Regions from separate parts of the Homo sapiens genome. Here region 1 is linked to region 2. A link is a contact called in ENCODE Hi-C or POLR2A ChIA-PET data. All regions are on one chromosome and are shown on one strand. Each heading gives the region's core, a stretch centred on a gene start or an enhancer-like site at or near the end of the contact. The rest is flanking DNA. Distances are from core to core; before and after follow the strand shown.

Region 1 (4,945 bases), core at 58-2,557, 260 kb before region 2:
GAGAAGTGATTGCAAGATTCCTGCAAGGTGCCGGGCGAAGTAACAATCCCACTGGGCAGTTCTCTCTCCATTTCCCATCCCCATGGGAAGCAGACACACATACCACTCACCATTCCTTCTTCGTGGCGTTCTTTCCTGGTGTGAATCCCAGGCCACGGGAGCACAGAGGAGGAAGTGACCACCGGGGACAAATAGTGGGCAGAGCAGGATGGACTTCAAAGAAGGATATTTTAAAGCTGAGGGATATAATCTGAAAGTGACACTTTTGAAGACTAAGCCAACTGGAGCTTCAGCTTGCTCTCACTTTCATGTCACCCTCAGGACAGGGCTGCCTCTGCCCATCCCTGGTTGCTACCAACAGCACTTTCAGATTTACAAGGGCTGTGTGAGGCTGGTGCTGGCTGGGGAGGAGGAACCCTCAGCTCATCTCAGGGCTCAGACAGGCAACATTCTCAATCACACACAGCAGCCTGCCATCCAGTCCAGAACCGTTCAGGACCAACTTGAAAAAGTGCCTGATTGCGGAAAGCAAGCCCCCAGCACATGCTCCTGGTCCAGGCTGGCACCCTGAGGCCTGGCTCCTGCTGGCCACAGCCTCACCCTCCCACCTCCTCCCGCACCCCAGCTGCCCTCTGCTGCACCACGAGGGTCTGTGGGAGAGAAAACAATCGTTCAGGGAAGATTGAAAACACCCCTCTTGCTTCTTGCCAGAGAATTTGCATTTTTGGAACAGGTTCTTATTTCTTTTTAAGGCTCAGAATGAGAAGCTTTTAGAAAAGCTAAAAATATCTGTTAACGAAGAAGCAAAAGAAAAAAAAAAACTATCCAGCTTTCTCTTCTTTCTGTGCAAAAGGCTCGGCAGCACCCGGAGGTGCAGAGTCAGCTTTTAGATTCTCTCGTGGGCTGAAAGTACTAGGGAGGAAAAGGTGTCATCGAGGCCTGGATCTTTTAGAAACAAAGATACACGGAGATAAAGATAAAAGAAACCCGAGAGCATGCTACAAAATCATAGGAGTTGAAAACCGAAAATGGTCTGTTAGAGTTAACTTAATATAAATTCCTTGTTTTACAACTAAAGAAACTAACATGCAAACAGGTAAGATGGCTTGCCCAGAGGGGAGGCACAGCAGCTGGGACTAGGAGCCCGACTTCCCCACCCCGGCCAGTGCCCCTTCCTTGCCTGGGAAGACCTCCCTCCCACCATCACAGCACTTGGACCTACAACCGTGAAAATGACTTTAGAGGATCTGGTCCAACCACTGCTAATAAGGTCACCAGCCTCAGCAGCAAGCTGCCTTCCATCCAAGCCTGGGTTTCCCAGCAGCCAGGATGAGTTGCCCCAACTCTGCCTCCTGGGGCCAGGCTTCCAGAACTCAGGGAAACACAAAGGCTTCTGATGGAGTTTCCACCTAGGACTTGGCGCATCAGTAAGAAGGTCATGAACTCGTTCAGGATCAGAAGCATTTAATTATTGGTGGACATTAGAGCTAGAAGGACCCTGCCCTCCATTTAAGCGACAGAAACAGAGGCCAAGAAGGGATATGGCTTGTCCAGGGGCACCAGCAGTTCAGTGGGATTCTGCTTTGACAGGGCTGGTCCTGCAGTCCCCTGCTGCCTCTGCCAAGCTTCTCCTTCGTTTGGATTTTTTGTCCTTCGTGTATTCTCCCAATCGATACCCTCTACCAAGTGCCTACTATGTACCAGGCGTGGTTCTAGTGCTAAGGATACAACATAGAGCAAGACAAGATTCCGACCCTGGGGATTTTATGTTCCACAAACCCCACGTGACCCACATCAGCCCATGAGACATGGGACTCCTGCACGGATGTAAGGAGGTTTCCCCACCCTGGCTTCCCCTAGAAAATGCTTTCCTTCAAGTATGTGCATCCTGTCCCATGGCTCCTGATCACCCTACAAGATGAAGCCCAAGTTCAAAGCCTCCATGACTGGTTCTGCCCACCTTTCCCACATTTCTTCCCCCACCCCCACCTGCCAAATTGTGCTGCAGTCACACAGATCCATAAGATCCACCTGGAACTCCTGCGTGGGGCATTGCTCAGCCTGCCACCCACCTGGGGCGCTTTTCTTCCTACTCTTCCTCTCCTACTCTGCGGACCCTCTTCCCAAAGCAAGGCGTGGGCCATTTGCTGCATTCTAATTGCATGTCTGATAGTCTGTGAAGTGCTTTACAGATGCTACATCACCTAACCCCACAGCGTCGCCGAAGAGACCACCGGCTCAGCCTTGCATGCCTGAGAATCACCTGGAGGCGCTGTAAAATATAACGCCCCCAGGTTCCACCCGAGATCCTCATGTATTTGGACTCTGGTGCTTAGGCATTAGAAGCTGTAAATGGTCCCCTTGGGATTTCAATGTGCAGCCAAGACTGAGGACAACTATAGTCTCTCCATTTTGCAAATAAAGAAGAGAGGTGCAAAAAAATTACCAAACATGCCAACATAAATTCATTGATTCCCATTTCTGTTAAAAAAGATAAAAAAGGCTAGGCACTGTGGCTCACACCTGTAATCCCAGCACTTTGGGAGGCCGAGGCAGGTGGATCACCTGAGCTCAGGAGTTCAGGACCAGCCTGGCCAACATGGTGAAACCCCGTCTCTACTAAAAAATACAAAAACTAGCCAGATGTAGTGGCAGGCGCCTGTAATCCCAGCTACTTGGGAGAATTGCTTGAACCTGGGAGGCGGAGGTTGCAGTGAGCTGAGATCGCACCATTGCACTCCAGCCTGGGTGACAAGAACAAAACTCTGTCTCAAAAAAAAAAAAAAAGATAAAAAAAAGCAGTTTATGTGAAAATGGGATTTCTCTCTCAGGTGTCTGCTGTAAGGACCTCCAGTATACGGTGGCCAGATTTAGCAAATAAAAATGCAAGACACCCAGTTACATTTGAATTTCAGATCAATAACAAGTACTTTGTTTGGTATGTCTCAAATATTGGACATACTCATGCTAAAAAATATTTGTTGTTAATCTGAAATTCAAATGTAACTAAGCATCCTGTATTTTATCTGGCAACTCTACTCCGGTAAATCAACACAAACAGAAGACTGAAATAGTCGTATATTATTAGGAGACAAATCCCCAGAAAGTGTTTTCAAGTTGTTATGTAAAATTTGACTCTTGCCTTGACTTTACCTGCATAGTTGTATATTTACTAAAGACTCACAAACAGAATGTCCATAATGCAAAAAATAAAATAAAGACAGGTGAGCTTTCTTTTTTTTTTTTTTTTTTTTTTTTTGAGACAGGGTCTCACTCTGTTGTCCAGGCTGGAGTGCAGTGGCATGATCTCAGCTCACTGCAACCTCTGCCTCTCGGGTTCAGGTGATTCTCATGCTTCAGCCTCCAAGCAGCTGGGATTACAGGTGCCCACGACGACACTCGTGTAATTTTTGTATTTTTAGTAGAGGTAGGGTTTCATCGTGTTAGTCAAGTTGGTCTTGAACTCCTGACCTCAAGTGATCCACCCACCTCAGCCTCCAAAGTGCTGGGATTACAGGCATGAGCCACCGCACCCAGCCCAGGTGAGCTTTCTAGACCTCTGTATGCCTACTCTTTTATGTGCCTAATAATAAATCTCTCAGTTCAGGCTGGCATTGCACTGGAGATTTTTCAGCGCATTTTGTATATGTATATTATCTTTTGGTTCTCACAACCAACATGTAAGAGAAACAGGTTTGGTGCTATTATTCCCCGTTTACAGATGGACAAGCACCGAGAGTGGTAATTATTCAAAGCCACGTGGACCTGGGCAGAACTAGAAGCCACATATTTTAGTATCAATGTTGATTTTTAGAAGATACAGTGCTGCTAAAGGTGAAGGTTCAGTCTTAGGTTTTATTATCTCAGCTCCAAAGTTCACAAATTTAAAAGCAGTAAATGAATGGCTAGCTGAATAATTGAAATAATTTTCAATTCATAAAATCACACCCTCAAGAAAGGCAGGCCTTCAGGAAGCCCATGGTTGTGGCCCTGTGGTTCAGCCAGCCCCACTCAGAAAGGTGAGGAGGGGGCCTGGCTTTCAGCCCCCACCCGAGACTCCGCAACTGTCCACCCGCCTCACCCTTTGCTTGCTGTACTTGCAGCCTGTTTCTTCCTGCCCTGCCCTGCCCTCGAAAACACAGCAGCTCCCCACCTTCCTCTGAGCATAATGCTTCCATACAATTATCGTAACAATTCAGACAATTTCAACAATTTCAAACAAGTATTGAAAACCCCTCAACCCACAATCTTCTGAAACGTCCATATCAGGTATTGGCAAATTGTTACACTGCCTGCACCAAAAATAAACAAGGACAACAGAGACGGAGGAAAATTCCCTTCCTGCTCTTTAAACTCCCACAAGCACCAACAACCTTCAGTGTTAAAACGTATCTTCAGTTTTGTTTCTGAAGTCTCAAGACTTCAAGTGAGGACACGCCCTCCGCCAGCTAGCCGGCCCATCCCTTATCTCGTTCCGCGGGGCAAAGATGAGGAGAGACCGACCCTCTGCTCGCTTCTTCAGCTTTGAGGAGCAGCCACCGAGGCAGCCTCTCAGATGCCACATCACACCCCACGGTGAAACTGTGTCACCTTCTGGCCACTGGGCGGGCCACACAGGAGCTGCGGTGGTCATCCAGTGTTTCAGCCAGGGTGCTCCAGAGGAACAGAATGAATAGGATAGATTATAAATAGAGAAGAGGAGGTTTATTCTGGGAAGTGCCTCACACGGTGGAGGCTGAGAAGTCCCACGATCTGCCGTCTGCAATCTGGAGACCAGGAAAGCTGGGGGTGTGGTTCAGTCTCAGTCCAAAGGCCCAAGAACCAGGAGCACCAGTGTAGGACAGCAGGAAAAGACGGACGTCCCCGCTCTATCCGAGAAAAGAGAACCCCCGCTTCTTCCCCCTTTAAGTTGGGTTCAGGCTGTCAGCAGGCTGACTGATGCCTG
Region 2 (5,310 bases), core at 766-3,265:
TTAGATGGAGCCCCATTTTAGAGATGAGGAAACCGAGATAGAGGATGCTTCGGATGACAGTACTTTGGTGCCTGTGCCACGAATAGCACCCGGATCACCCTGGACCACCTGCCTTTGATGTGGCACGGCAGCTGCATACATTTTCCTGTGCAGGCACTTGGGTGGCCTGAGTTGCCTCCAAATTTGGACATCTGGCTGCTTCTTGGTGCCCCCACCTGAAACCCAATCCACCTCTTCCGAAGCCAGCAGATAGTGAATTGCTCAGTAAGAAAAAGGTCTGTGCAAAACAGGAGACTAGAAAGAAACCTCAGTGCCTCCAGGAACCTCACGTGAGCTCCGTTTGACTCTGCAGAAGCAAGTTCCTTGCTTTTAGAGGAGTGACTGTGGCTGGGCATCATCCAGACCTATGTGCAATTATTGGTCGAAGGCGTCTCTCCCGCTAGACGGAAGCGCTCAGAGAACCAGGCAGTGGAAGGTGCATGACTGGGAGGAATGAAGGATGGCCATCCTGAAGTGGAAGGTGTGTGACTGAGAGGAATGAAGGATGGCCGTCCTGAGGCTGCGCTCGAATGGAGGCTTATTTAACATGGAGCCTCGTGCAAAACACCCCGGAGCAGGCCCCTATAGGATTGAGATCGCTCCCTGTGATCTGCTGCTTCCCTCTCCAGTGGTTTTTATCTTTGAACAGAGCAAATCCTGGCTCCACTCAGACCTGCTCCGTGAGAGCCGAATGCAGTCACTGCACCTGGTCGGGGCTGAGGAGCTTCTCAGCCATTCCAACAAGGCCTGGTCATCGAAAAGCCATGATTTTCTTGCATTCTGGGCCTTGTGACTTCTTGAGACGGGAAAAATGAAGCGCTGTTCCACGATTTTGTTCTCAATCTAAAGGACCATTGCTTTGGAAAGTGGTCAGATTCTGCTTTTGGTTGATTTTAGGATCCAAAACTATGGCGATGGGAAAAAGGAAATGCATTTTAGGATTTCAGGTATTGTCTAAAATTTGCACATGATTATATCCTGCAATCTTAATGGTTCATGCGTCTCATGCTCAACCAAGAGCCTCTGCTGGCCTAAATGATCAAAGCATTTCCAGGAATTATTCAAGAAAAAAAAATCTGCTCCCGTCACTCACCGGCTGAAACCCCCTCAGTGGCTCCCACTGCCCTCAGATGCAGTCACCCTCCTTACTGAGCTTAGTGAGGGCTGCACTAAGCACTTTGCATTATTCTCTCATTGAAGTATCACAACAATCACAAAAGGAACTATCATTAAACCCATTGCATGGATGAGAAAACTGATCCTTAGAGAGGTCAGGGACTGGTTCAAGCTGACTGTGCTGTACAGTGTCAGAGCAGGGATGACCCCAAACCCACCAAGGCCATTCTTAGCACCCGCAATCTCCATGACCATCTCCTAACTCTCTCCCTCCCCCTCATCTATTTCCTACCCATGGATGAAACTGTTTGTGTCTCACCTACTACTACAGTGAGCCCCTTCTGCTTACCTCCCTGGGCCCCAGGCTGGCCCCACTGGGTGCTCCTGGCAGCAAAGTCCATGTCTGATTAGGGAACTTCTTATTAGGAGGCTTCCTTGTTTGCTTTACCCACCTTCTCCAGACTGGGACCCCTGGAGACAGAGCCCTTAGCTCCCGAGGCCAGGTGGTCCCTTGCTGTGCCCAGCACAGATCCTGGTGCCTGGGAGGAAGGCAGTAAATCTGTGTGAAGTGGGTCATTTCATTCTGCATTGGAGGATCATTTTCATGCTCCATAACCCACGGCTATCAATAAAATTAATATTAGCTTCCAGTAAAGTCTAGAGAGGTGCTTCTCACACTAGAGTAGGCAACAGGGCCACCCGGAGAGTCAGGTAAAACTCGGAGGCGCTGGCTCCAGAGGCCCAGACAGGTGAGGCTGTGTGGCTGGTCCTGCCCCCGCCTCTGAGGGGCACTGCTCGGCAGCCAGCAGCCCACCCCTGAGTGCAACACTCAGCAACCAAAGGCACCTGGCTGGGCGATGACTGACAGTGAGGCAGCTCCAAAACTCCCTTCCACAGCATTTACAAAACAGACACAAAGTTTTCTATTTGGAGGAGTCATTTGCTGCAATGGGGGTTTTCCCTTCGTTTTTGGAAATGCCATGAAATAAAATGTTAAGTGTGACTCCAGTATCCTAATCTGAGGCACAGACAACTCACCGCAGTTACACCTCAGAGAAAACATGGGGCTCCCCGGGAGAGGGGCCTCACTCAGCCTGGAGTTATGTTCTGACTTCTCAAAACATGAAACCATTTATATTGGCTCTGGCACATTCAAAAAAAAAAAATTCCCTTATGTCACATGCACGCGCGCGTGCACAGAGATCAGCTTTCGGTTCACAATGAGTGTGCCCCTGGGTCTTTTCTGTGTCTCACTCATTGAAGCCTGGGGGACCAGGCCCTGGGGGACCGACGGGGTGCCTCCGTCTGTGCTCCTTGTCCCTGTTGGCCAGAGCTGGTGAATCACCCGGCCCCAGCAGCCTGCGTCCTTTCCCAATTACCGTAGCTGTCAGAGCTGACTAAAAAACCAGTAGCAGCTGGCAGGAAATGGGTAAGAAAACTGACCACAGATAAACTGTAGGACTCTACAGAGCAGTGGCAGATAGACTCGGGGACAGGAAGTGGAGCTGTTAAGACTCGGCCCTCGCCTGCTCCCGGGCACCTCAGGGCCATCGAAGGGCGCGTGCACCTGAGATGCTGCGGTGCTCGCGTCACGCAATGACCCCGCAGCAGGCACCAGCCACGGCCCCCGAAGGGAAAGAAGCAGTCAGGAGTGGCGGAGAAGCACCCCCAAAAGCCCAGGCCTTTGAGACTCCTGCAAAGGCAGTGGTTCTGCTAGTCCAGGGGTGATGGAATCGCAGCCGGCAGAGCCTGCGCTGTTGAGGTCAAATGACCTGCTGGCCGTGCATTGCCTCACCCGGCTCCCTGAAGCCAAAATGACCAGCTCTCAGGCAGGGAGAGGCCACCACACATTGAGAACAGTGCTGGTGTTGAGGTGGGGAGGCGCTTCTCTGTGGAGTTACAGGTCCAGCGTTTTCAATACTCCCACCGCGTTTCAGCCAATGCCAAGGGCGGGCCCTTCAGAATCCCTAGTGAGGAGAAAGTATCAGCCAGGTGGCATGCTGGATCCTTCCATGCATCATCCCACTCCTGTTCACATACCCTAGGAGGCAGCTAAGACTATCCCCATTTTACGGATGTGCAAAGGGAGGCTCAGGATTAAATAGGCCTGGCCCTGGGTTCCACCACCTATCCACCTATGAGGGGCAGAGCCCAGATTCAAAGTCTGACTGGGGTCTCTGCCCCGACGACCTCTGCTCACAGCGTGCCGCTAGGTGCTGAGATGGGAAGAGGAGAGAAGGGGTCAGAGGAGAGAGGGGGAGTGAGCACAGTGGAGGAGGCTTGCCTGGGCCCTGATGCTTCACCCAGAAAGAAAATGGGGTGGTCAGTGTTTAATCGCATCTTCCCAGTGGCCCAAGCTGCATGTCCACCCAGGACACCATCCCAAGCAGCCCAGCAAGGGGGACCCACCCTCTCTGCACCAAGGCAGACCCAAGGTGCTTCCAGGGGCAGCCAGAACAGGGTGGCTTCTGTGTGGCCTGCTGTGGGACAAGCTGCTGTGACAAGAAGCAGCATCTGCTATTGAACTTGTGACCCAGGCCTTGGTCCCTCACAGGGAGCAGGGCACAGCTGGGACAGAGGGTGAGGGTCCCCTTCCCATCTCTCGGAGGTGGCAGAGTGCACCTGCTCCACGGAGCGTGCGCAGCCCCCTCTGCTGGCGCCCGGTCCAGCTCTCGGGTGAGCTAGACGGGAGTTCAGCTGGGCGTGACTCACCCCTGTTCCTGGAACTGTCTGAAGGCGGGGAGGATGCTGTGGGTAGGCTCTAACTGTATCATCTGGGCTGGGGCCGGTAGCAGATGGTCCTTATAAAAAAAAAAAAAAAGTACTTCCATGTGGGCTTAAAATAGCGCAGCACTCACCATCAGCTGAATGGGGAAATGTACGAGCCAGTCTTTCACGTGGGAGTGGGCACTGCAGGCTGGAGGTTGGGACAAGGGGCCCAGACACCAGCCACAGCGGCCAAGCCCAGGAGGTGGAGAGGAGACGCCTCAGCACCCACGTCGTGCCTGGCCTAGACCAGGCAGGTGGCAGATACGGGCCCAAGCAGGCCCTGCCACGATGATGAAGATGACAATGAAGCCACAGAACCCTCCCGGTTGCCGCATGGGAGCCGGCTGGGAAACCGAGATGCCAGAACACCAGCCGTCCACCACCCTGTCAGCCTCTCAGTCAGTCCAGGAAAAGCCTTTCTTCATCCTGGAAGTCGGGAAATGTGGCTCCCTAACAGGGGGCGGAAACAACTTTTGGTTCTGAGTCAATCTCTCTCTCTCCCCGGGCCCTACAGGAACACAAGAGTGAGTCCTGGAGCCTCTGGAGTCCGCCCCTCACCGATGTGTGTTCTGGGGCAGGTCACTTCCTCTTTCTGTGCCTCAGTTTCCTTATCTGTAAAATGGACGGAAAGCCCCACCTTCTCTAGGGCAAAGCCGAGCACCCGGAGGTGCTCTGTGAAGGAAGCCCACAGCCCTGCCTGGGTTGTCCCTGAGGCCCGAGAGAGCCCTTGGCCCCTTCTTCCCTTTTTAATACGTCCCTTCATCTTCCTTTAAACCATGCTGCACTTTGACATGTAGAGGTGATCACTCTGAAAGTCGGGGTCTGGAGCGTCGCCTCTTGCTGCTGCTGCGTTGATGTGGAGGGAAGGGGGTGACAGGAGGGAAGCCGGGGCAGGGACAGCAGGTGGGGAGTCTCACTCCGTCCAGCCCAGCAGCCAGGGCTCCCAGGCATGGCAGGCCACCTTCCCGCCCTCCTGCCGCCCGCCCTGCCGGGGATCAGCAAATCGGAGGCCAGGTCACTGTGGCCTTTGAGGGGTGGAGACTCTCCCAACTGCAGGGCAGGGTGAGGGAGCTCTAAGGGAGCCACGGGTCCTCAGTGGCTCGCCCAAGGCAGAAGGTTTGTCAGAGGTGGAGGGTTTGCACTGAGCCCACCTTGGTGTTCTGTATGGACAAGCGTGTGGTGTGCTGGTAACTGTCTAACAACCAGCTCCACTGGGGCCTGGGGAGGGGATTAAAAATAGCTCTGATCTGTAGCGGCTGCCAATTTCGGCGGTATAATCACTCCCGCTGAAGCCGGTTTCATCCCCGCTTGTGGAGTTGGGAAGAGACCACAAATGGGCTGCCATGAGCTCCAACACCCAGCACAGGGCTGGTGGATACGCGGTAA

The links. A loop is a pair of places that touch in the nucleus more often than their neighbours do. ChIA-PET counts read pairs that join two places held with the same protein, here RNA polymerase II (POLR2A). Pooled maps may share reads with other maps.
Region 1: a pooled map shows a loop between it and region 2 (2.3-fold over the local background). The contact joins two enhancer-like sites. A Hi-C loop is called at or near these places in 2 of 50 pooled maps. POLR2A ChIA-PET finds 5 or more read pairs at or near these places in 5 of 52 experiments (A673, OCI-LY7, SK-N-SH and 1 more).

Annotation. Positions count from the first base shown.
Region 1 is chr2:8,277,629-8,282,573 of GRCh38, forward strand. All of the region lies in intron 7 of LINC00299 (long intergenic non-protein coding RNA 299), which reads right to left. Among named protein-coding and RNA genes, the nearest start is that of LINC00299, 48 kb to the right of the region's middle. RefSeq lists enhancers at 103-604, 3,804-4,304 and a silencer at 339-388. Within about 2 kb of position 1,308, at least 3 of the 41 ENCODE cell types and tissues checked have a DNase peak (open chromatin) inside an H3K27ac peak, as active enhancers do; they include OCI-LY7, where a contact is called at or near this core.
Region 2 is chr2:8,541,281-8,546,590 of GRCh38, forward strand. No RefSeq gene overlaps it. Among named protein-coding and RNA genes, the nearest start is that of LINC01814, 40 kb to the right of the region's middle. RefSeq lists enhancers at 2,114-2,163, 2,174-2,463, 2,438-2,944, 2,945-3,451, 3,114-3,173 and 3 more and a silencer at 3,679-3,973. Within about 2 kb of position 2,016, at least 27 of the 41 ENCODE cell types and tissues checked have a DNase peak (open chromatin) inside an H3K27ac peak, as active enhancers do; they include OCI-LY7, where a contact is called at or near this core.